Linked DNA regions of Homo sapiens: region 1 is linked to region 2. Evidence: chromatin loops called from intact Hi-C (ENCODE). Cell type or tissue: Panc1. All regions are shown on one strand. Links, peaks and the distances in the headings refer to the core of each region. The heading gives the core; the rest is flanking DNA. Region 1 holds the start of LOC101928335 (a long non-coding RNA gene). Region 2 overlaps VSIG1 (V-set and immunoglobulin domain containing 1).

Region 1 (15,964 bases), core at 3,360-11,359, 130 kb after region 2:
CTATAAAGACACATGTACACATATGTTTACTGCGGCACTATTCACCCTAGCAAAGACTTGGAACCAACCCAAACGTCCATCAATGATAGACTGGGTTAAGAAAATGTGGCACATATACACCATGGAATAATATGCAGCCATAAAAAAGGATGAGTTCCTGTCCTTTGTAGGGACATGGATGAAGCTGGAAACCATCATTCTCAGCAAACTATGACAAGGACAGAAAACCAAACACCACATGTTCTCACTCATAGGTGGGAACTGAACAGTGAGAACACTTGGGCACAGGGCGGGGAACATCACACACAGGGGCCTGTCATGGGGTGGGGGGCAGGGGGAGGGATAGCATTAGGAGAAATACCTAATGTAAATGACGAGTTAATGGGTGTAGCAAACCAACATGGCACATGTATACCTATGTAACAAACCTGCACTTTGTGCACATGTACCCTAGAACTTAAAGTATAATTAAAAAAAAAAAAAGATGCAGGAGAAAAGTCAAACAGTGAGTAGGGACAGAGGAGGTAGAGAGGAAATCAATGATGATCAAAGGGAGTGTTCAACTTCCCTGTAGTGCTCTAATCTTTCAAAAGAAAAATGTATTCAAGTATCATGTGTGTAATTAAATCAATAAATAAGAAATTAAAAGGCTATATAACAATATGAATGAATCCTGTTATGTAAATATATATAAATACTTATTTATTCACACAAAATGCATGGAAAGAAGATTGTAAGGACACTCACCAAATTGTGGACAGTTGGTTGTTTATTGGGGGTTTTTTGGGGGTTTTTTTTTGGTGAGATGTCAGAGAGCAGGCAGGAAAGGGAAGTTTGAAGATTTACTCTCTCTAAACCTGTGTATTATTTTGATCTTTTACCACAACAATATGCTTATATATTATTAATTTAAAAATAAAGACTTGGAAAAAGTCAAAGACACATGGTTAAGTGAAAAAAGCTAGTTGCAAGATAACACAGTATTAACCTATTACATAAAAAGAAAACCAACGCACCAAAAACATAAATATTTTGCATGTGTTTTATATAGGTAGATAAAATTGCAAATGAAAAAAAGAACAGTTGTCACATTTGAGGTAAGGCATTAAACTGGGTAGAGGTGAAGGAAAATAATGAGGTGATTAAGAGCCCAGCTCCAACAATAATTAGCTATATGACCACATGCAAGTTACCTCTTTATGCCCTCAGTGTCCCTATCTGTAAAATGGAAAAAAATAACAGTACCTATTTCATGGATTGTTGTACTGATCTCTTTAAAGCATTTAGAGTGATGTTGGGCACAGTAAGGCCTGTATAAGCATTTACTCTCATTGTTACACATTTCTATATTTTTACAATTTTTATAAGAATATATTCATATATTCCTCACGTAATTCCTTGTGTATTCCTAGTGTAATTTTAAAAATAAAATTTGAAGCATAATATTAGAGAAAAAAATTTACAGAATGGCATATTGCAATTTTGTTAAACTTTTATTTTAGGTTTGGGGTACATGTGCAGTGCAAGTTTGTTATATAGGTAAGCTCGTGTCACAGGCGTTCGGTTTAGATTATTTTGTTATCCAGGTACTAAGCATAGTACCTGATAGTTATTTTTCCTGATCCTCTCCCTCTTCCTACCCTTCTCCTTCAGGTAGTCCCCACTGTCTCTTGCTCCCCTCTTTCTGCCCATTGGGTCTCATTATTTAGTTCCCACTTTTAAGTGTGAACACGCGGTATTTGTTTTTCTGTTCCTGCCTTAATTTGCTAAGGATAATGACCTCCAGCTGCATCATGTTCCTACAAAGGACATGATCTCATTCCTTTTTTTTTGGCCGCATAGCATCCCATCATGTATATGTATCACATTTTCTTTATCCAGTCTATCATTGATGGACATTTAGGCTGATTCCATGTCTTTGCTATTGTGAACAGTGCACACTGCAAAGTAATATATAATTAGAGACAACTTAAATTGTCCATCAATAGGGCAATAGTTAAATAAGTCATCATACATTAATAACGTGGAATACTTTGCAACTCTTAAGAATGAGTTGGGCCAGGCTTGGTGGCTCACACCTATAATCCCAGCACTTTGGGAGCTGGAGGAGGAAGGATTGGTTGAGCCCAGGAGTTTGAGATTAGCCTGGGCAAAATGGTGACACCCCATCTCTATTTGTATTAGTAATAAATTTTTTTTTTTAAAAAAAGAATGAATTGGATGTCTATGTATGGACACTGAAATATAACCATTGTGTATTTAACATTCTTTAAAGTGGTGAAATGGTATGTATCATTTTTATATATTATATATGTATACATCTATTATATGTGTTTACATATTATACATGTGTATTTTATGTATACACATACACATACACACATACTCCCCTATACTAACATACACATAAACTGGCCTTTCACTATTTACCCTATATACTTATGTGTTTGATTTTTTTCTTTGAGACAGGGTCTCACTCTGTCACCCAGGCTGGAGTGCAGTGGCATGATCACAGCTCACTGCAGCCTTGACTTCCCCAGGCTCAGGTGATCCTCCCACCTCAGCTTCCAGAGTAGCTGGAACCACAGGCATGCGCCACCATGCCTGGCTAATTTTTTATACTTTTTGTAAAGATGGGGTTTGTCCAGGTTGTCCAGGCTGGTCTCAAACTCCTGGGCTTAAGTGACCCACCAACTTTGGCCTTCCAAAGTGCTAGGATTACTGGTGCAAACCACAATGCCTGGCCTGATTATTTTTAAAATATGATCATGTCATCCAAATATTACCAATGCTCGTAGTATAAAGCCCCAAATCCTTAAGGGAGCCTGCCACCCAGCCTCAGCTCATATTACTCTCCTATGGCTAGAGTATTACTTAATATGCTCTAGTCATAGGAGATATTTTTCAGTTCTTCAAATTACTATACATGTTCTAGCTTCAGGTCTTTGCACATGCTGTTTCCTCTACCTGGAACATGTCTTCCACCTACCCACCATCCACCTTCATCTACCCTAATTTATCTTTCAGTCCTCACTTCTTCAGGGAAGCCCCCCCTAACTTTCCAGACAGGGTTAGGTTCCTCTGTTATAACACTTACAGAACCCTTATTTTTCATTCATAGCTCTTTTTTTTTTTTTTTTTTTTTGAGGGAGTTTCACTCTTGTTGGCCAGGCTGGAGTTCAATGGCGTGATCTCGGCTCACTGCAACCTCCACCTTTTGGGTTCAAGCGATTCTCCTGCCTCAGCCTCCCAAGTAGCTGGGATTACAGGCACATGCCACCATGCCCAGGCAATTTTTGTATTTTTAGTAGAGACAGAGTTTCACCATCTTGGCCAGGCTGGTCTCAAACTCCTGACCTTGTGATACATCCGCCTCAGGCTCCCAAAGTTTTGGGATTACATGCGTGGGCCACCGCGCCTGGCCCATTCATAGCTCTTATCACAGTTTACAGCTTTCTATTTATAGGTAGGATTATTAATGTCTGTTATTACTCCTGTTAGACTGTAAACTCCATGACAGCATGATTCTTGTCTGTCTTGTTACGTCCTGACATCTAGTAAAAGTTCAGTAAATATTTGTGAAATAAATGACTGCTTTCCGTTAGTTAGGATAGACCTTGGCTTTGGCACTGGCTCCATTTTCCTCTCCATTTCAACCCCTGCCATCATGTAAGCAACATCAATGTCTGTGGATGACTCATCCAACATGCTAGCCTCACTGCCCTTTGAGCTCCTCTACTTCAACAACCTCTGACCGCATGCCACTTTCTATGTCATTACTAGCCGTTAGTTTCCTGGACCACCCACTAGGCATGGAGCTGCTCCACTTTAGAATTCCTGAACTCTACTAGCCTAATCTCTGGCTACAACCTCCTATTCCAGTTACTTCTTGGTTCTCAGAATACCCACTCCTCATTCTCTTTCTTTTTTAAAAAATTTTTGATCAAGGACTCATTTCACAGCCAAACATTTTTCATTCTCATCAAGATCTCCCATCCTTTGATTTCTCCCATTCTCCAGCTCATTATCACCTCATGGCTTCAATCCCTACCCAGTGTAGGTGCCATTGTGCATCACTTCAACCTCTTTTTTGCTGGCTACTTCACTGCCCTTGCCATTTTTAATCTACCATTTATTGAGCAATTACTGTGAGCCACATTACATACATTATCTCTGCAATCTCTCACAAAACCCTTGAGGTGGTATCAGCATTGTCCCCTTTCAGAGATAAGGAAACAGATTCTAAAAGAGGTCAAGTAGACTTCCAGGGCACTGGCCCTTGCTGGGGTGGGCTGGGTGGCAGTTAGGTGGCACAGCCTTGGGTGCCTCTGCTGCCAACTGTGAGCAAAGTCTCGCCACTGGCAGCCTGGCATGGCACTCCAACTGTAGCTGTGTCAGTGTGTTATGATGCCCTCCCACATCAACCTGGCTGGAATCTCCGTAGTAAAGTGATATACTCAAGGCTCTCCAGCACAGATGATGGCTACACTGACCTCCAGTTTAAGAAAAGCCCTCCTAAGATCCCTTATAAGGCCACTGCACTTGCCACTGTGCTCTTTTTCGATTGGTGCCTTTCTCATTATCATAGGCTCACCTTCTGGCTACATCAGCAAAGCGGGGGCAGACTGGGCAGTTCCAGTCCTGATCATTGACATTCTGGTATTCCTGCCCAGATTTTACCACCTGCACAGAGCCTACTATGCATCCAAAGGATTACTTCTAGGGCTTACCAGGATTACTTCTAGAGGTTGCTTCTAAAATGACATTCCAAACTTTGATGACTAGCACCCAGTTCAGCCCCTAGGAGAAGAGTTACATTGAGACTGTGCCCAGCTTCAGGATATTGAGCAAAAACCAAAGCTAATTAAGGGTTAAGGAATTCTGCAGTTTACAGAAGTTTAACAAAACAATGGCCAGATTGTATGGGTCCATCCCAAAAAATGTTAACTGAGCTTACAATTTGCTAATTAAAACATGCTCTATTTTTCATCTCCTGGCCCTGGCAAAAGCTCTTGACAAGTTTTTCCATATGAATATGTATTACGGAAGAATAGTAATGCTAACTGTCTGAGAAAATGGGAGGTTATTCTCTAGTGGAAAGTGTTGTTCCCACCACCCTCCTTAGAGTTGAACATTTCTTTTAAATAATCTTCATTGTCCATTTGTTCTTGTAGCAAATGGAATAATGCTGTATGTCTAACTTCTTATTACTAAGTAATTTATTTTTAAAATATCTCAATATCTAATCTCCTACATTTATGTCTACCTTCATGTTCTGGCGGAAGACCTTGGTAAAGTCAAATATCAGTGTGGGTCCATCTGTAACATTTTTTACTTGTTTTCTTATTGATAACAACCAGGAATTTTTTTAACCACAGAGGAAGTTTTTAAAATGTAAACGCTTTCTCTATTTACCAATCCTTGGCCAGTTCCAATCCAGTTCACCAGTAGGTTGGGCAGCATATAATTTGGGTCGTTGGGTCTTTTGTAGATCAATATGTTCTGTATATCATGTCTTTAAGTAATGGACTTTTGGTTGTTTCCTAATGAAAAATGTAGATAAGTGGTTATTATTTAGAGTTTATAATTCTATTGCTAGCACCTTATATTATGATGTCATTCTGCTAAAAATCGAAAGACTCAGCCTGGATCTCCAGAGGACTAGATTGTCTTAGGTTGAATCTGTTTCCTAGCTTGCAAATGTGACTTATATTAAAAAGAAATTAAAATGTTGAAATCCCCCAAAAAGAAGTGAAGTAATTTGTGAAAGATCACACAGCTAGAAAGTGGTGGAGCAGGGTGCAGTTGGGATCTGAAGGAGATATTTCTGACTCCAAGGTCTGTGCTCCAAACCAGTAGGCTATTTTGCCTCTCAGAGGGAAAGATAACTGTGACTGCAACATGGAGAACGAAAGAGGGAAGCAGGCAAATGTGAAGGCTTGAAGACCATGGCAGCAATCCAAGTGAGAGTTGATGGTGGACTAATAATTGTCTACTTGAACACTGCAAATAATTCCAAATAAAGTCCCACTTACTTCAGGCGTGTGACTTTACAGGATGAACTTGGTGGGCTTTGGCTGACAGCACAACTAGGTATGCCTACAAGAAACCAAAAGAAAACAGTAGTTTAAGACATTCTTTCAAAATAAAACTTTTAGCTTTAACTTTTCTGCAAATGTATATATAGATATACGTGTATAATATATATATATATATATATATATATACACACATATTATTTATTCCTAGGTATGCAGCCATTTATTAAAGGCTTCCCATGTTCTGGGAATTTATTTAGTCTTATTTAAACTTCCAACTACCCTGTGAACTACCATTTTATAAATGAGGAAAGTGAGGCTGGGTGCAGTGCCTCACGCCTATAATCCCAGCACTTTGGGAGGCTGAAGCAGGGCTATCGCTTAAGGTCAGGAGCTCCAAACCCGCCTAGACAACATGGCGCCATCCCATCTCTACAACAAATACAAAAATTAGCCAGGCGTGGTGGTGCGCGCCTGTAATCCCAGCTACTTGGGAGGCTGAAACAGGAGAATCACTTGAACCTGGGAGGCGTAGGCTGCAGTGAGCCGAGATTGTGCCACTGCACTCCAGTCTGGGTGACAGAGCGAGTCTCAGTCTCAGTAAATAAATAAACAAATAAATAAAGTGATGCACAAGAAGATAAAGAAAATTGCTTAATGTCACACAGTTAGTTAATCGTAAAGATGGGATCAGAACCCAAGTCTGCTGCTCTCCTTCTAGTCACTTACCCAACGAAGTCCCAACCTTAGTTAGACTCATACTCCCTGACATCACCCACAGGCTGTCAGGGCCGGGGCGCGGGGCGGGGGACGGAGGGCGGAGGGCGGGGACGGGAATCACGCAAGAAAGCAACACAAATCTCCACTTTCCAACTTTATCAAGGAACTAACCCGCAAAACCTGTGGCTAGTGATCCGCTTGGGAGGGGCCGAGCTTTATCCTGAAGGCCACGAGGCACCCTTCCTCAGTCTTACTCTGGGCAGTGATCCCATTTTACACTCCCCACTCTGCTGGCACCACGTCCAACAGGAGCAGCAAACCTAGCCTCAAAGCCACACCAACCCAAGGACAGCTGCTGTTCCATTTTTTCTCTCATAGAATCAAAAGACACAATGGCGGATATCAACGTAATTTATTTGGATCTTCTCCCCTTTTCAAACCATAATCTAGGGTCTACAGATGACCATCAGTGGGTTCACGAACCCTCTGTGCTTACATGCAAACCATGGGCATTTTTTTAAAGGAGGTGGTCAATTGGTCAATAGTTTTCCTTATTTTCAAACGGTGCCATGTGCATCCTACTGCCCACCTCAAGAAAAACAAAAAGAGGCTAAGAATCCTAACTTTAAGCTCTGCCAGCAAGAGCTTCTCGGCCATCTTTACTCTCAGTTGCGCATGCACCTGGCTCCCGCCTTCCTTCCCGCTCTCCCCTCTCCACCACCCATGCAACCACCATGCACGCACTCCCAACACACGCACCCCCCCATGCACGCACCCCCACGTACGGACCCCCACGCACGCACGCACTCCACGCGCACGCATATATATTAATAAATCTATATCCCCTCACACACACCTCCACGTGCACACGCACACACATCCCCCACGGGCTTCTCGGTGAGTCTTCACGCTCGAAAGCATCTCCATGTCACCACTCGCACACTGCCACGTCCGCACCTGTGTAAATCACATCTTCGCATGTCCCCCACACATCACACGCACACAAGCGTTCCCGCACACGCGCGCCTCCCCACGTACGCACCTCTCTATACCCCTTCATACACACTCATGCCTTCTCAACACACGTACCAGCCCACTTGCACGCACTTGCAAGCGCTTGCACCCTCCACACGCACCGCTCGGAGCTTTTCCCCCTCTCTCCTCCCAATGGCTGGCTTCTGGAGCCGACCCTTCCACGCGCCCCCAGCTTCGCGGCAGCTAGGTCCCTCCCCAGCGCGCTGAGCTCACAGCGCAGGAGCCGGTCGCAGCCACACAGGCCGGTCCGACGGGACCACTGCTTCCCTCCTCACATCCCAGGAGACACCAGGTGGGGCGTGGCACCTCCCACACACGGCTGGAGGGACTCCCAGGATTTCCCGTCCTTCCGAATTCGTGGGGGGTCAGAGGACTGCGGGGAGGCGTTTCTCATCCTCGCTGGGGAAAGGACTCACCTGGTTCCCAAAGCCAGTTTGCTCTTCCTCTACTTCCTGCCAGAGGGTAAGGGATTCCAAGAGAAAGACAAGGTCTTTAGGGCGGAGAAGGGGAAATGACTCAGAGAGGAGGCGGCCCAGAGGGAGGGGCTGGGCTGGAAAGGGAGGGTAGTGGGGTGCCGGAGGGAAAGGGGAGAAAAAAGAGGATGGGAGAATCGCCTCGGGGGCAGTTTTGGGGGTGTCTAGCAAAGACCTGGAAGGCCTTCCCGGTTAACCCTGACTTCAGGAGCTGCTGCACTGGGTCATTTGTTTCCTCAGTGCTGGGCCTTAAACTTTACCTCGTACCCAAAGCAGCCATGGCTAAGACCCTTGCTAGCAGCTCACCAGGCATGTAGGAATCTGCAGGCCTGGGCATGGGCGCATGGAATGATTAACTCTTCATGTTCGAGGGAGCCAATAATAGTCTTTACCTCATAGGATTCCTGGGAGGATTGAATGAATCACTGCATCTCGAGTGCTTGGCATAGTGCCAGGCACACTGTAAGCAACCAATAAATGATAGCGCCTATAATTCAAAAAGTCTTCATTCGTTGATACTCTGTCTTCTCTCTAGATTATGAGTCTCATGAGGGCAGGGATTATGTGTCTTATTCATCACTGAGCTCCAGCACCTGCCACAAACAGACTATCAGTAAAATATTTGTTGAATGAGTGAATAAATGAATGGCGGAATAATAACTTGGAGTGGTGGCTGTACCAGGACTCTCTCCTTTGCCTTTTAAGGGATGTATCTGTGGGAGTTTGGATTGGGAAGATCATAATTGGAGAAGGTGGCACACAGGACCCCTGTTAGTTGCTGTATCAAGTGACCTACTCTGCCCTTGGAAAGTAGAATATCTTTGGCAATTCCCTGCATGTACACATTGAAGACTCTCAGATGACTGACCTGAAATTTGAAACAGAGACGCCACTAGCTAAAACAGTATTTGCATTTTGTACAGTTATCAAGCAGGATGGGGGAGAGGGCTGAAGCAGAAAGCTCAAAAGTAATGGTAGCAGCGGATTGGCAAGGGAGGTCCAAGTGAAGTGAAGTGTGTATGGGGAAGGATAGTCACCCCAAAAGGGATTCTGATGATGGTCCTAAAGTAACAGTAATGTCATCCACTTCTCTGTCCCAGTCGTAGGATTTCTGATGATCTGCCCTGATGTCCCAACATTCTTGGGGTAGGTATGCACATCAAGCTCCTATCACTACCTTCACTAAATTTGCATTTATGGTAATTCATACTGTTAGGGCTAGAAGGGACCTTAGAAATTACCCATACTCTTTAATTCCTAGTTGAAAAACTAAGTGCCAGAGATGGCGAAGGACCCAGGCCTTGGAATTCTCTGGCCTTGGTACTGAATCTTTCAGAGACTGAATTTATTTTATATCCTAATTATGCATTTAATCTCTGCCCCATCCCCACCCCCAACTCCCAAAATACTGAGAAGAATGAAAGGACATGAATGGAAGGTCAGCAGAAGGGAAGAAGAGAAGAGGTACTTCAAAAGACCCTGACTTTACTTCCTTTTGCTTTGCCCTGAGGAATTTACCTGGACCTTCAGCTAGTCTCTGCATGAGAATGGCTCTACCCTGGCACCCTAGTCACCTGGCAATATCTACAATGGTCCCTCGAGCAAAGACTTGAACCACAGCTAATCTGAGTCTTGGTAGAATGCCTGTGATCCTTCCAGAGCACAAAGGATGGGAGGCCTGAGAGGAGCTGCTTCAAGATCATCTCCCACTTGCCTCCTTATGTCCCTTGGCAAGTTTCATGAGACAGATTTTCATAGCCTCCCACCTCCCAGGTTCTGATGAGGTACAAGACTTCCTGAACCACTTCCCTCAGAATAGAGCTACAGACTATAAAGCCACTTAAGTGCAGTCTATAATTGGCTTCTTAGCAGTGAGGTATCCCACAACTCACTTGGAAGTCTTCTGGTCCTTTTTGTTTCAGTGTCATCCTTTTTGTTGTTTGGGACAAGGACCATTTGGGGCTGGAATCTTTGACTGCTTTTTCTTTCACTGTGTAAATAATAAACTGTTTGAATTTAAAAGTGATTCCTTGTATCTTTACCTACTAAATCAGTCAGGCCTTGGACTTGGACTTGGACTTGGACTTGCCATATGTGCTTGACAGCTGCTTACTGTGAATTTCACATTTTTGGCTATCTCATGACCCTCTCTTACCACTGAGGGAGTTAAGTCGAACAAAGAGCTGTTGACCATAGTAGCTTTTTCTTATCACTATACATCAAAGGGAAAATCAGCCCAAATTCCATTTTCTGGGACTTTTAATCTGCCTGGAAGAGCAACAGATCCTCTTCGTATTCTGTGTGCAAGGCCAGCCCTTGTGCTCTAGAAGGATCACAGGCATTGTGCTAAGTGAGACTCAGTTCTCATCTATATCCCCTTTGAAAGAGTCCTCTTGGTCCAAAATATTTCCCCTGGCAGGGGCTTAGCCTGCCAGGGCATTGTCAGCTGACCCTTCTAAACTGGAAAGTCTGATGCTTGCCCTCCCCAACTTGTCAGTCCCAAGTCAGACACAAAAACATTTTCCCTAGAAGGTTCTTGTTAACATTTCTTGTTTTCTGAGAAACAATGTCTTGTTTTCTGTGTGAATTTTGCCCACATTCCTCCATTAGCACATTATTGGTGGCTAATTTATTAATTCTTTTAATTGTTCCCTTTGAAGGAGCCTGGCCTTAAAGAACAATGGAAAGAAGCAGTCATAGGAATCCTGGACCAGGAATATGTGCCTGAGAGGGATTATACACCTGGTGCTGGTGAGTTCACCCAACTTCACAATGTATGAGGTGGACTACTTGTCATTCTGCTTATCAGATTCTAATTCTATTCAACCAGCATTTACTAAGCACCTACTATGTACAAGTCTCCATGCTAGATCTTGGTAAGAGCTTCCACTTGCACTCCAGTGTCTCTATAAATGCTCCCTTTGTCAGCTACCACTATTAACTCATTGAGTTCATAGATGTAAAACTATCTGAGAAGCAGTATTGAATTGGGTACTCCATTATAAATGTTAGGAATATTTTTCATCTTAATATCCCACCACAGAAATGAGAAGAGTACTAGGAACATAACTAGTGGTTAAGAACTGCTCTTGAATGACCCGACGAGATCAGTCGCAATTGTAATTTGTGTATTGTGCCCAACAGTATAGGAAAACCACCTTGATCCTCCATTCCTGGAAATTCATGGTGGAGGAGAGTCATTCTCATTAGCTGTCATGCTATATACATTTCTAATAAGCTTGTAACAACCTATTTGGTCTCTGTTACTCCTAACCATCATAACTGAGACCACCTCCCTCCCAAATACAGGCTCAGATTCACTGAAACTCTGGGACCAATTCTATTCTCAGATGGGGAAACATAAAGAATCCCATATCTGCCCTGTCCTCGCACATTAAATGGAGATGGCCTTTCCAAACATCATCACACACACACACACAAAATATTAAAATTTTAGCTATGGGTAATAGCCTCATATTTGGTATTTGCCTAGGTTGTTCTTCAATTAAACCACTAAACACACAATGTTCCAAATTCTTTTCTCCTTTGAATTTTACTCCTTTTACCTTTGGGCTGTAGTTCTTATAGGCCCCTGGTCTGATGACCTGTTTCAAGTCACTTCTCTAGCTGCCGCCCTTGACTGCCCTGCTTCATTCACTTCATATCGCATGATCCCTTTTAGTCTTAGTGCCACTACAAATCTGATTAAGATATGCCCAATTCTAGCCCTGAGGGACCTCCTGGCTTCCTCCCAGTCTCCTCCTGCAGGCCAGCTGTTTTAACAGTAAGTCAGCTCACTTGCTTCTGGTGCTACCCTAATCTTAATCAATGGGTTCCAGCACTGGGATTTTATTTGTTCTTTAATTCTCAACTTCTGCTCCAATCTCTAAAACTGAATGTGTCATGTTTCCTTGAACCCTATATCTTCATTTCTTTGGTCTTCTTGACCATATCATGCTCCTGAAATCAAAGTCTTCTTGATTGGATTTTGAGCTCCAGACCCCCTGGGTCCTTTCTGTCCAGATCACTACCTATTATATGATCCTTGGTTTCCCCTAGTCACTTACCCAATTCCAGGAGAATCCACGGCCATCTTCCTTTTAGTCCTCCCCCAATTCAACTCCAGCGAGAGACAACAAAGAATTCATGAATACATATATATTTATTTAATTCATAATATAGCATTTTGGATGGGCTGGAATATTGTAGAGAGGGATGAGGCTGTGTAATCCACAGATGCTCATATTTCTGTCACTAGGAGAGACACTATTGGTCCAGAGCTCCCAATACAAACAGGCGTGGGGTAAAGCATTTGATAAAAAATAGTCCAACAATAGTCTAATAAATAGTCTAGCCAATAACAACAATACAGCATATGTCTGAAGCTGGCAGACTACACCATAAAAGGCAGTTTTGTCTGACCTGATGGCAATCAGTTTGGCCAACCTGTAACACACAGCCAAATACAGCCATTGGCTCCAAGGCTGCAGTTGGCTTCAGGAGCTAGAAATAAGTGTAGGAGTGGTTCTTACCTACCTGCCTGACACTCTCCATTCCTTGGAGGAAGCAGTATCAAATATTTGAGTTTATTCAAAAGTCCATCCGTGGATTGCTCCATCTTGGTAGTCATATATAAATATGTAAACCATGGAAGTTTAGAAAATTCACCTAGAGTGTTTTAGCCGAAAAGAACAGATAAGTGATTTTGCTGCAATCTGAATTTCACTGCATCTAAAGATACACATAGAATTGTATAATAAAAACACATCCAGATGCAGTTACTCTTACTTACAAGTAGCCAGAACCTCAATGTGGCATTAAAATTTCTTTCATACTCTCAAAACAGGTTTTACTTTATTTTTGATTATTTTTGTGCTTTCTTCAATAAGACAATATAAAAAGTGGAAACAAGCATAAATTGCAGACATAAAATAATCTTCTGGTAGAAACAGTTGTGGAGAACAGGTTGAGTAGAGCAACAACAACAAAAGCTTATGCAGTCACCTTCTTTGAAAATGTTAAATACAAGTCCTATTCTCTTTGTCCAGCTGGGTTTAGCTAGAGGTAGCCAATTACTTCTCTTAAGGTCCATGGCATTGCCAGGATTCTATAAAAGCCAAGTTAACTGAAGTAAATATCTGGGGCCCATCGCACCCCCACTAAGTACTTTGTCACCATGTTGTATCTTAGAAGTCATTTTTCACTGTTTGACTCAGAATTTGGGACTTCAGAGTCAAACTTCATTGCTTACTCCAAACCCAGTTTAATTCCCCACTTTTTTAAGTAGGCTTAGCTTTGAGTGATTTTTGGCTATAACCGAAATGTAAATCCACCTTCAAACAACAAAGTTTGACAAGACTGAAATGTTACTGAAAACAATGGTGCCATATGCTCCAAAGACATTTCCCCAAGATAACTGCCAAAGAGTTTTTGAGGAGGACAATGATCATTTATTATGTAGGAGCCTTGATATCTCTGCAAAATAGAATTAATACAGCTCAAATGGAGTAGTAACCAAGCTTTTCTGCCCAGGAAGTAACAAACATCACTACGAACATGAGAGTACAAGAGGAAACTTTCATAATGCATTTTTTCATTCATACATTCATTCAATAAACATTAGCCAAGCTAATGTTCCAAGCACTGTGCCAGGTATTAACAATATAACAACAATAAAAGACACAGTCCTTCCTCTCAAGGTGTTCAGTCTAGTAGGGAAGATGATTATTCATTAAAATTTTTGGTGCATCAGAATCATGAGGAGCTTGTCAAAAATGTAAATTCCTGCCTATGTTCTCAGATATTCTGGTTAGGTCAGGAGTGGGAACCCAAAATCAATTCTTTTAACAAACACTAAAGGTGATTCTAACACAGGCGGTGTGAGGACCACACTTTGAAAAACACTGCTATACAATGTGATTATTGCTGAGAGAGGGGGATGCTTGGGGTGTCTTTGGATCTCTAAAGAGGGATGCATCATCAAGTCTAAGGAATAAAGAGTTAGTCTGGTTGAGAGAGATAGAGGTGAGGAAAGGTAGTCCAGGATAGAGTCAAAAGTAGGGTGGGGAAATTAGATCTTTGTCCCAGGGCACTAAAATCTAAAAGACACCACAATAAATGAACAGTTTTGGAGAGCCAAGGACAAGGCAAAGGAAATTGTTCTACTGGAATGGAGGTTGCATTTTCTGTACTTACAGCATTTTCACACTATTCCTTTAATTTAAGAAAAATTTCTGTTGTTTACTCTGGGCATTAAAATTGTTAATCATGTTTCTGCTGCAGGCCCAGAGAATAACTTGTGTGAATAGTTGTGTAAATAGTTAAACTTGGCTACCTTAATCAATGTGAGGGGGAAAGTGGCAAAAGATTAAGCTGTGTAAGCAAACAGGGACATGAAAACCCAGACTCTGTAAGGAGTTGGGACCTTCTACTGGGTGCTAAGGGAGCCAGTGAAAAGTTTGATGAAGGGGAAAAAAATCATTTTTTTTTGTTTAAGAATTTGGGGATATGCCCTAGGGAAGAGACAAAGGTGACTGAGAAATGAAGGAGAAATGAAGGACATACATTTTAAAGCACTGTTACGCTGTATTGGAGCTGGGAGTAAGGAAAGAGATTAATATTTATGGCACACTTAGGAAATGTCAAGCGCTGAGCTAAGACAGTTTACATATGCTATCTTTTTTAACCTTTGAAACAGCCTTGTGAAGTAGACATTATTTTACAGAGGAGGAAACAGGCTCAGAGAAGTGAGGTACTTGTCCTAGGTCACAACGCTAATAAATGGTACAGAAACTAGGATCATTTGAATCCAAAGGTTATGAGCTTTCCACTACAGCAAACTATTTACCAGCACTGATGAATTTTACTGAGGTTGTTCATTTCCTGATTAGCAGTAAGCACATATGGTATTTAAAATCAAAAAAGATGACATTGCTGCTAGATTTATATTTTTGAGCCTTCCTTGTGTGTCTGCATCAGTCTTGCCTTCCACATTAAGTGAACAAACAATACATAACTGTTATTGGGGAGGATTATATACTTTGTTTCTTCCACAGAATAGTAAGCCATTTGGCAGCAGGTAGAGCATTTTGTTAATATGTGCACTCCCATGGCAGTAGTTTGGTACCTGGCATCTAATAGTTTATTGAATGAATTAATAAATGAGCATCCACCAAACTAGGGGAAAGGAAGAGGGGAGTTTTGACATTTCAAGTCTCCAATCTGAGGGAGTTGTTATGGCTACCACTTTGTAATTTTACAACAGTAATATTTTCACAAATCCCAGAAGACTTCCGAAGCCAACTTAGCTCCTGGAAAGGGGAAAGCTCTGGCTCTCTGACATCCCCAATCCCTTCGATGGAAATTTAAAAAAAAAAATCATAGACTACAAGGCTCCATTCCCTTCAACTATACTGGTTAGGACTGGGATGAAGTTTGTCTCCATTTGCGTGGAGGGATTGGCTAAGAGAATGAATACTGTAAACAAGATTGCAAAAGGAATGATTATTTATCCTATTTAAGAAAACAAACTGTTTTCAGACATTCTTGAGCACTTCAGAAGTGTTTTATCTGAAAAAGCAAGTACATTTATATGGGAATAGTTGGTGCATCAATAATACTCAATTTTTACTGATTAAGTAAAGTAGGTTCCTAAAGAGCCTTCACTGTGCAACTTTTTAAAAGCCTAATTCTCATAAC
Region 2 (9,884 bases), core at 86-8,085:
CAACCCAACCCCATCTGCCTCCCCTCACACAAGGATGGACACCTTATATTTTGAGCTGCCTGATAATAATTCCTTTAACTTTTTATGATTAAGAGAATATAAGTAAATAGTTTAAAAAGTCAAATAGTTCTACTACATGTCTCACAAAAACAGCAGTTCCCTGCCCGACTCCTTCCCGTTTCTGAGTCCCATTCACGAAAGGCAACCACTCTTAACTCTTTTTAAAAGTCTTCTTGCCCCCATGTTTTTATTATGTTTGCTCTGATATGTCCTACCTTTTTTCCATTCCATCATTTTCTTTCAACTTCGTACCCTAGAAGTTGGAGATTGAGCTCTTTTACACCACTCCCCTCACACCCACCATGTTCTTCCAAAATAGTTATATCACAAGTTTTAGTTAAATCCAAGTTTGCAGTAGTATGGCTATATAAATATTGTTCACAGCTGAGGAACACAGTATACTATGATTCTTTCTTGTACAACATTTACAAAAATTTTCCCGGAGGTTAATAATTGCTTCATTTGGGGATTAATAAATGCATTATCACTCATCCCGAAATTTCCAACAAAACCATTAAACTTCTTTCAATTGATTCAAACATATCAGATGATATATCAGTTTCTTGTGATTTTTCCCTCAGAGACATGCCATGTGAAGCCCTCCATTCTCTTCCCCCATCATGACCTGGTTGCTCTCCTAAGCCTGCTGCTCTACCGTCATGCTTCAGCTTTCCCATTTTATAGATGATGAGGCTTTGCAAGTTCCTTCAAGATCCTGCTCAAATAGCACTTTGTTGGTAAAGCCATCCCAGTTCTATAAGCATAATTTTCCTCCCTTGGTGCTCTATAGACCCTGTTCAGACTTCTATTATAGGATTTAGCATGTTTTAGTTGTGTTTGTCCCTCTAGCTGAACTGTGAGCTCCTTGAGTATAGGACATACATCTTCTTTATCTCTGTATCTTTATCACCTAGGACAGTCCCTGGAACACAGTAGATATTCAATAAATATTTGAGGAAGGAAGGAAGAAAGAAGGGATGTGGGAGGGAGAGAGGAAGGCAGTGCTGGACATCATTGGAAAAAAGACTAGAAAGGAAGCAATGCTCAAGTCCAAATCCTACATATCTCTACATCTGCAGTATGATTGTACCTCTGAGAAGGCAAAAAGATATTGAGGGAATTCTAAAGAAAGATAACAGAAATGATGCAGGAAATATAGCTGAAAGTGATATGAGAATAAAGGAGCAAACTTCAGGAGAAATAAAAGGAAGAAAGTTCAGGTGCATAGGAAGAGCAAAAACCCACTGGAACTTGCCATCCCTGGATATGGCATATATTAAAATCACAAATTCAAAGTAAGTTTGAAAAAAGATCCTAAGTGTTATTAAGTGATCCTTGAGATGTTTGGTGAGATATTCCTTGTGAGGAGTTGCCCCTGGGTCAGCTCAATTGGACAATTCCAGGAGTCTTAAATCTTACACTCAGAGAGTGAGTAAGCACCTTCGAATAGGAAAATTGAGGTTTAGAGGCATCCTGGCTCTGCCAGTTACTAACTGGATGACCTTGGGCAAGTCATTTACTTCCCTGAGCTTCAGTGTTCTTTTCAGCAAAATGAGGCCGACAATAGTCTGCCTCCCTAGATAGGGGTGGTTGGGAGGAAAGAGTGAGATAATACTCAGCATAATTCATGCTCCACAAATAGTAGCTACCGTGATTGTGGGTACGAGTGTTATTATTATAATACTATTATTATTAGTGGCAGATCTTTGCAAGGTATATGTTTGTCAGAGCTACAGTGTCACCTGGATTTACCAACAGCATCACAAAGAGAAATTCAGCCTGCTGTTATCAGAAAGGCTTCTTTTTTAGTATTGAATAGTAATACCTACCTTCTAGCGATTTTGTGAAGCAAACAAATTGCTTTTTGTAAAGGATTTAGGGCAGCATATGGCATATATTATTATGTGAGCATTAGATATTAGGATGGTCATTCATCATATCAGCCTGTATATAAAGCACACAAATCTCCAGAGAAGCAGGAAGCACTAACTGGGGATCCTAACTAATTTATTTGTCTGACAGGCCCAGACTACTTGATTTAAGGAGAAACCGTTAAAGTTGTATGGTCAACTCACGTGAAGAAGTGAGATCGATTTCGCAGGAACTATTGCCAAGTCTGTTGATGGCAGTACACTGGTAATAACCTTGTTCAAAATTTGTCAGATTTCCAATGACCAAAATCCCGGTGGTTGGGTCTGTTGAAACCAGGGAATAGACTTTTGAGATCTCTTCTGTGCATACAGATAACATCAGTGTAACAGATCACTCAATGTCCACCCACTCCCCCATATTGGCCTCTCTTTCTTGAGATGTTCAGGATTCAACTAGGCCCCTCAGGACTGTTCCAGTGCTAACTCACCTGGGACCATGCCTGTTCCCTACATATTCACCATCTCTGAGCTGGCTTTTAGAATTTGGGGAGTAGACCAGAACACAATCATCGTGTTGGGAGACAGGCATTCTTTTTACATTACCAGCCGCCCCCCTCCACCCGCCACCACTGAGAAAACAAGAAGATTGAACTGTAAGGTCAAGCAGCCAACCACACACTCCTGCTGTCATCCAACCACAGACACCAGGCCTTTCCAGGGTCTACTGCAGGTTACACTTACTGAAGTTTTCTTTCACTGGCACGATGTCTCTTCCCTCAAGTTTATGCCAGTAGTACACAGGGGAAGGTGTTCCAAGCGCAGAGAGACAGGAAAGGGAAATAGTGTGGCCAGTTTCTGGTCTTCCTTGAACGCTACAAAGGGGCTTAGAAGGTTTCACTGTAAGGCAATGACAAAGAATAAAAATTCTTTAGGATGAATGGCATTCTGTGACAATTGCAGTCACTTCCTCACTTTCATTTTGAATAATATGTGTGTTTATTTATTTTTAAAAAAAATTCTTGGCCAGGCGCAGTGGCTCATGCCTGTAATCCCAGCAATTTGGAAGGCCGAGGTAGGTGGATCACCTGAGGTCAGGAGTTCGAGACCAGCCTGGCCAATGTGATGAAACACCATCTCTACTAAAAATACAAAAATTAGCTGGGCGTGGTGGTGGGCGCCTGTAATCCCAGCTACTTGGGAGGGTGAGGCAGTAGAATCACTTGAACCTGGGAGGCAGAGGTTGCAGTAAGCCAAGATCACGCCACTGCACTCCATCCTGAGCAACAAAGTGAGACTGGGTCTCCACACACACAAAAAAAATTATTAAAATGTATGTTGGCAGTTTTCTGCTTGCACCACCAGGTGGGAGTAGAGCACTTCAGGTGCAGGGCCCTTCTAGTCAAGAGGCCATTAAGATTCAAATAGTGACTCCTCTGTCTGCCTCCTCCTCAGATTTATAACCATGAATTTCCGCATTGTGTCTTAAAATATGCCTTTATTAAAACAGCCAAATATAAGCAAATACTAAATGACCAGGAATATAGTTTATGCTTTAAAAGCACAGTTTTAAAGGAAAATAGAATCCTTAAATACTCTGAGATAACCTATTATTCTTTTTAAAATATTTAATGCTGTATTTCTCTTTTCTCTCATGATTATTTTCTTTTTTTTTTTTTTTTTTGCATTTGTTCATCTGTGGGTGACACAAATAGTTGAAAGGTTTAAATTTGCCTGTGTGCATCATCAGTAGGGGAAGTCCATTTGGGGGGTGCACGCTACTCAGCACTGAAATATTTATTCATCCTTCACTCAGCAAGCACCCATGCCTTCTGTGGGCCTGGCATGGGACTAGGCACCAGGAATTCAAAAGTAACTTTCACACAGTTCTAAAGTGGGGTGGGAGAGGGATGAGAGATGACTTTAGAGAGGGGAAGAGGCCTCCAAGACCACAGCAGGAAGAACAGGTTTTAGGTGAAGGGGTGACAAGGAGGAAGGGGTACTAATGAGGTCAGTCCGGGACATAGAGTTTTAGCTGCTTATGAAAACATGTCAGGGGAGAAGTCCTGTGGGAAGCTGGGAATCTGAATCTCCTCATTCATCTTACTTACTTGCACGGTTTATTCTATCTTACATATCTTATACATTTATATATCTATCATATCTACATATCTATCTTATATCTCTTATCTTAGATATTTATTTTATATCTATACATCTATCTTATACACCTTATATATCTATCTTATATACAGACAATGATGTAAATTTCTATACTTTCCAACTCACCTTGCTTATCTTCATTTTGCTCTAGAACCCTTTAAAGCTTAGGTTCTCTAATTTAGGTGAGTTAGACATGAAATGTGTCATATTACTCAGTCCTACAGCTCTTACCTGAGACGCAGTGGTTAAGGGCACAGCTCTGGATCCACACAGAATACGGGCTTTGTAACTCTACCCTGGATCTGTATAGGCAAGTTACCTAACTTAGCCAAACCTCAGCTGACTCATCTGTAAAACGTGACTAAGAGATTATCTAACCTCTGGCTGATCCAAGTATTAAATACAATAATAAATATAGGGCCTAGAACCTGGAATTTCTGTTGGCCACAGCAGCACTAATTCCTGCTACTAAAGTTACTCTCCCATTGACTTCCGCTCAGTTCAGCCTTCCCAGACTCTCACTATCTGTACACAGGTGCGAGAAGACAGATGCATATAGCTATAATTCTTAAACAGTTTACTAGCCCTATCTTTTAAGCATGTGTCTTTTTAATTGAAAGGAATATCCTTCTACTTAGTTCTTTATTCTTTCTTATCAAAGATTTTCTCAGGTAGGAACAACTTGTTGGATGTGCCTATCCTAAACTAAGCTATTTAACCAGAAGTCCATTGCAGCTATCACTAGATTTAGATACTGCCTTTTTAAAAAGATGGCTATTGTATAGCCTTTACAGCAGAATAGAACAATTTGAACAGAAAATTAAATGGGGGTGTTTCATCACAAAGTTGGACACCAGGACTTGAACTAAATTATGGCAAAAACCTGGAATGACTTGCACTCATTTCTTGAGCCCAGAATCAAACCCAGATAGGCATTTTTTTTGCTTAGAATATTTTTCTCCTTTTATTTTTTATTAACAAAACATTTAGTGAATCACTTTGAACCAAGTCCCAAACCTATATATTTTCTAAAACTACTGACCCAGGATTGAACTGAAATTTCATCCAGTTAAAGTCCCCAGTGGAACTTGGGTATTTTACTGGCAAAGCCATTGATCTACCATTTAGCTTTATTGCTTTCAACAGAATTGGGGTGGGAGGAAAAGGCTCAGCTCAGAAAAAAAAAGAAAAAAGAAAAAACAAAGTGCTTCAGTAGGTTCTTAAACCTTCCCTAAATCAATCATTTTCTTTTTATGTGCCAAATTGCGGAAGGTAGATGATGCTCATTCCAAATGCACACAAAATAATTATTCAAACTTGATCTGGGTATTTTTCAGAGATTAATTTTCCAAGGTTGTCATACCTAATGGAAAGCTCTCAAATGAATGGCCATCCAAACCACCTGGTTCTTTGCCCATTGCTGTTTCCTTCACCTAAACTGTGCCTTGCCATCTCAGCCCCTCTTCTTCATCACACACTCTTGCACATCCTTCAACATTCAGCACAAAAGTCACTTTCCTCAATAAGCCTTCTCCAATTCCTGATACAGCTTTTTGCCCTTTCCCCTGTGCCCTCATAGCTCTCCTCTCATACCTCCACTGAAAGCTTTTATGTTACGCGTCTGTCTCCTTCACTAGACTGAATTTTAGAGGGCTAAGACCCTATCTTTTACATTTCCCCATGTCCATTGCTTAGCACAGTAACTGGCACGTGTGCTCAGGGTTTGTTAAATGAATTCATGCATGAACGAGTAAATGCATGGGATTGATGCTCACTGCTGGGTAACAAAACATCTGAAAGATACATTGCTATGAGAGTCATCTTTAAGGAAATATCAACACCTCTCCCCACAATTAACCTGTCTCTCTTACCCACCTGTCCCCATCTTGCCTCACCTTTCAGTCAGGGCAAGCAAAATTGTCACTCATATACAATGAGATTTGAGAATTGCAAATAGTCGCTGCAATTTTTAGAGAAAATTAGCAGTCTCAAATTTTCCAAAAAGCCTACATTTGGAGGAGGCCTTTGTTCTTTGCCCAATTAACAAAAACAATATTTTTTAGAGTTCCTAAACAAACAAGGAAATCCACAGACCCTTCTGCCTCTTACCTTGTCTGGATCCTGGCTGCTTAAGGAAAAGTCATGACACAGAGCTATCTGACACAAAGACTCATGGGAAAAAACACCTCTGAGATGAAGTGACCCTCAACTTCTTATGGAAATTGATTTGGGATCCTCTGAGCTTTAAATTTAAGAATATTAACCTTCTTGTCTAACTTTATCTCAGGGCTATTTCCAAGCTCTGAGATGAAGAGACTTGGCTTCTTTAGATTGTTTCTGGTCAGAACATCCCAGAACCAGGAAGCAACAGAAAATCATTAGCTAATCCCTCCAGTTTTTGAACATTTAAAAACCCCTTTGATCTCCAGTATTTCATTTTATAGGTAAAATAACAAAACTGTTCATAACAAACCTGTAAAGAAGACAGGGCAGAAATTATAACCCCATCTCACAATGGTCAGAGAAAGGTGGACTGACTTGTATAAGGTCACTGAGTACAGAGTAAGATCTAAAACTCAGGTCTTCTGAGTGCCAGTTTGATGCTTTGGCATTTATAGCACATCACTTAGTTCCCATGTATATAACTAACTAGTTGATATGGTTTGGATCTGTGTCCCCACCCAAACCTCATGTCAAATTGTAATCACTAATTTTGGCGATAGGGCCTGGTGAGAGGTGACTGGATCATGGGGGCGGATTTCCCCCTCGGTGCTGATCTTGTGATAGTGAATGAGTGCTCATAAGACCTGGTTGTTTAAAAGTGTGTGGCATCTTCCCCTCCCCTTCCTCCTGTTCCAGCCATGTGAGACATCTTGCCTCCCCTTTGCTTTCTGCCATGATTGTAGTTTCCTGAGGCTTCCCAAGAAGCTGCTATGCTTCCTGTACAGCCTGCAGAACCGTGAGACAATTAAACCTCTTTTACTTATAAATTACCCAGTCTCAGGTATTTCTTTACAGCAATGCAAGAATAGACTAATACACTAGTCTTCCAAACTGAAACAGAAACTCTCCCAGGAATTTGCTTGAGTAATACTTCTCTTGTCTGTTCCTGTACCCCAATTCCTGGCACAGAACTCAGTAAGATAAAAATATGATTGATTAAGCTAACCCACTCTTAAAAAATAGCTCTTAGGTACCTTTCCCTCTTTCCCAGGTGGGTAGATGCAGTGGCAAACCTCACAGTAAATGTCAGCTGGTTCCTTTGTGGCATTACCTGAGTGGCAAGCCAGGACAACTGTAAACAGTTCTCTTGGGTATGCACCTTGTTACCAATTGCTGCTTTTCCAAGCTACTCAACTATTAAGTCACTGATTTGATGTAGTTCCTCCTTTCTTGTGATGTGTGCACACAGCTTGAGAGCAGCAATGACTAGATCAGCTTCATTTGGGGCTACCTAGAAGTGGGAAAATGCTCATCTCAACTGGTCTGTCTGTAAGAGTTGAGGATTGGCAGCCCTTTCATCCCTTGCTTCGATACTTCCCAATACCAGCCTGCAGATGGAAGTTTAGCCCACATTGTCCTCTCAGACAGAGATTGTAAGGACTTCTAGAAATGGCCAAAATTGGGAGCTTCCCAAGGGCAAAAACAACACCTCCATCACTGTAACTCAATAAATACTGAACAAATGAGATTCCAAATTCATTTTAAGAGCAGATACGGCTTGCCCAATATCATATAATGAATATTTGTATGTAAATATGTTGATTCTCAACACTAGATTAATTTCAGTCCTTTTTCCAAATAACATTAGCATTTTAAAAAAGGGACTCTCCTGTCTTTATTTAAAAGAATAATTTAATGGTGGGAATTGTGTCGAGCTTAAAAGGAATAATAAGTTGACAGTAGTCTCCCCCAGGTAGATCTGGCTGTAAATGGAGGTTTCCTCTAAAAGAGTTGCTAGTGATCATTTTGTGGGACAGTGGATTGTCTCATCTGTTCTCATTCCATCCCTCAGAGATAGGGATCACTGGAGGTTGGGTCATCTACTGCTGTCATTTTGGCAGCCCGTTTGCACAATTGTTCTGCATGTTTTATGAGTGATTTCTCAGTGTTACTGTTTTGGTTGGGCTGGTGGCTTGTCTCTATTTCCCTGATAATGAAAATATTAGGGAGTATATTTACCTACAGAGACTTAATTGGCATCATAACTCACTGTCCTGGCTCATTCAGTGTCCTAACTTTTTCCAAGAAAAGAAAAAGCAGAAAAAAGTGCTCATACCTAACACACTGACGTTGAGGATGCCTTGGTTTTGGCCGAGAAAGTCTGGGGGGTTGTTAACATCGCAGATGTAAATTCCACTGTCTGCTGGCTGCATATGCGAGATAGTGATAGATGCATTACCTGGATCGTTGGACCCTGTAATTCGATCTTTAAATTGCCCGATGGCTACAGCTTGTCCACCTTGAGAAAAGTAAATCTAGACAGAAAAATAACAGAAGTGAGAACTGGAGAGAGTCCAGGACTAGGATAAGCTACCTGAAAGCTTCTTCTAAACACATTACCTTTGATAAAGAAGCAGCATCTTCCCCCCACCAGGAACAGGTCCCTGTGGCCAAGGTTTCTCAACTCAGTGGGGCACTTTAGTTTGCTCACAGCTGCGCATTTGGCCCTCAGAGCAGCTCTGTGATGTCATCAGGGCAGGGATTAGTATGCCTATCTTACAGAGGAGGAGGCAGCTGGAGCTGACAGGATTCAACACCTAAGCTTGGGCTAGGAGATCAAGATGCTCACTTAATGAATCCACCTGAGAGAAACTCATTATGTAGAACACAAATGTCTGATGGGAAACCAAAACCATCATTTTTTTTTTTTTACCATTTTATAAACTTCTTAAAATTTGAATTTACCTTACCCAGTGAGACTATCTGGTTTCCTTAAATGTTCAAATGTTCATGCTCCTTTTAGACACACCTACTCTTTTGGATAGACAAACTTGGGTTTGTTTTGTTTATTAGAAGCAAAGCGGAAAAGCATCTTAGAAATCATCTGGTCCCATCCCTTTATAGTGGTGTTGTGAAGATGAAACTAAGAAATCTAGTAAAGGACCTCGGAAGTGCTCAGCCAATGATAGCTACCATCTTTCTCCCCATGTGGCAGAAGGCAGAACTGGAATTCTTCTGTCATTTAAACAAATAAGGCATCTCAGACCCAGAGAGATTAAGTGACCCATCTGAAGCCACAAGGGCTCATTTATTATTATTATAACTTATTAAACTTAAGATCTGGATTCTAGTCCCATTTCTATTAAAGAGCATAGATACTTAGATCATAATGGCAACTGTGGGAGCAGCATGATGTGGTGGAAAGGGTCCTGGTCTAGGGGTCAGGTGGCTTGAGTTAGTCACAGCTCTGCCCCTCACTGTGATATAGTTAGGGGAGGTGGCCTCTAGTCATGCCTCCATGGCAGCCTGGTTTTAGATAAGAAACAAAGTTATTTAATCTCTCCAACCTTTACTTTCCACATCTGAATGAGAAAAGAGAGTAATGTTTTCCAAAGTATGATATGTATTTACCAAGTATAGGCATTTAAGTTGATTTTAGGTAGTATATAAATGAAAACTTACAAATTTCAATGTGTATTAGAAACAGAAAAATCTAGCACATTAAATCTATGACTTCCTGAATATTGTTGCATAGGGTAGATTAAGGTAGATATTTTTTAAGATTTTAAGAAAACAAGTCAATACAGAAAATAACATTAAATAACAAATAGTGCTGGTGATACACAAATA

What was found. Hi-C counts contacts between places; a loop is a spot of excess contacts. Peaks named below come from ENCODE experiments on the same cell type or tissue, not always from the same donor. Only the 100,000 strongest peaks of a DNase experiment are listed, where the experiment ranks them.
Region 1: a loop joins it to region 2, with 2.4 times the contacts of the local background. A loop is called at or near these places in 3 of 110 quality-filtered maps.

The regions. Positions count from the first base shown.
Region 1 is chrX:107,928,083-107,944,046 of GRCh38, reverse strand. LOC101928335 (a long non-coding RNA gene) reads left to right here and starts at 8,067. Exons shown (of 4, transcript NR_110395.1): 1 at 8,067-8,255; 2 at 9,367-9,412; 3 at 10,927-11,017. It overlaps MID2 (midline 2), which reads right to left. Exons shown (of 10, transcript NM_012216.4): 10 at 12,410-15,964. It also overlaps the pseudogene TMEM230P1. RefSeq lists enhancers at 7,076-7,779, 7,780-8,484, 7,851-9,050. In Panc1, for the core only: no CTCF peak of the experiment used is centred there; DNase peaks (open chromatin) are centred at 8,276 and 8,696; H3K4me3 peaks cover 1,335 bases.
Region 2 is chrX:108,065,621-108,075,504 of GRCh38, reverse strand. VSIG1 (V-set and immunoglobulin domain containing 1) reads right to left here. Exons shown (of 7, transcript NM_182607.5): 3 at 8,371-8,569; 4 at 2,673-2,828; 5 at 2,136-2,255. Among named protein-coding and RNA genes, the nearest start is that of PSMD10, 21 kb to the left of the region's middle. In Panc1, for the core only: CTCF peaks have their summits at 3,066 and 3,274 (motif pointing right); a DNase peak (open chromatin) is centred at 3,312.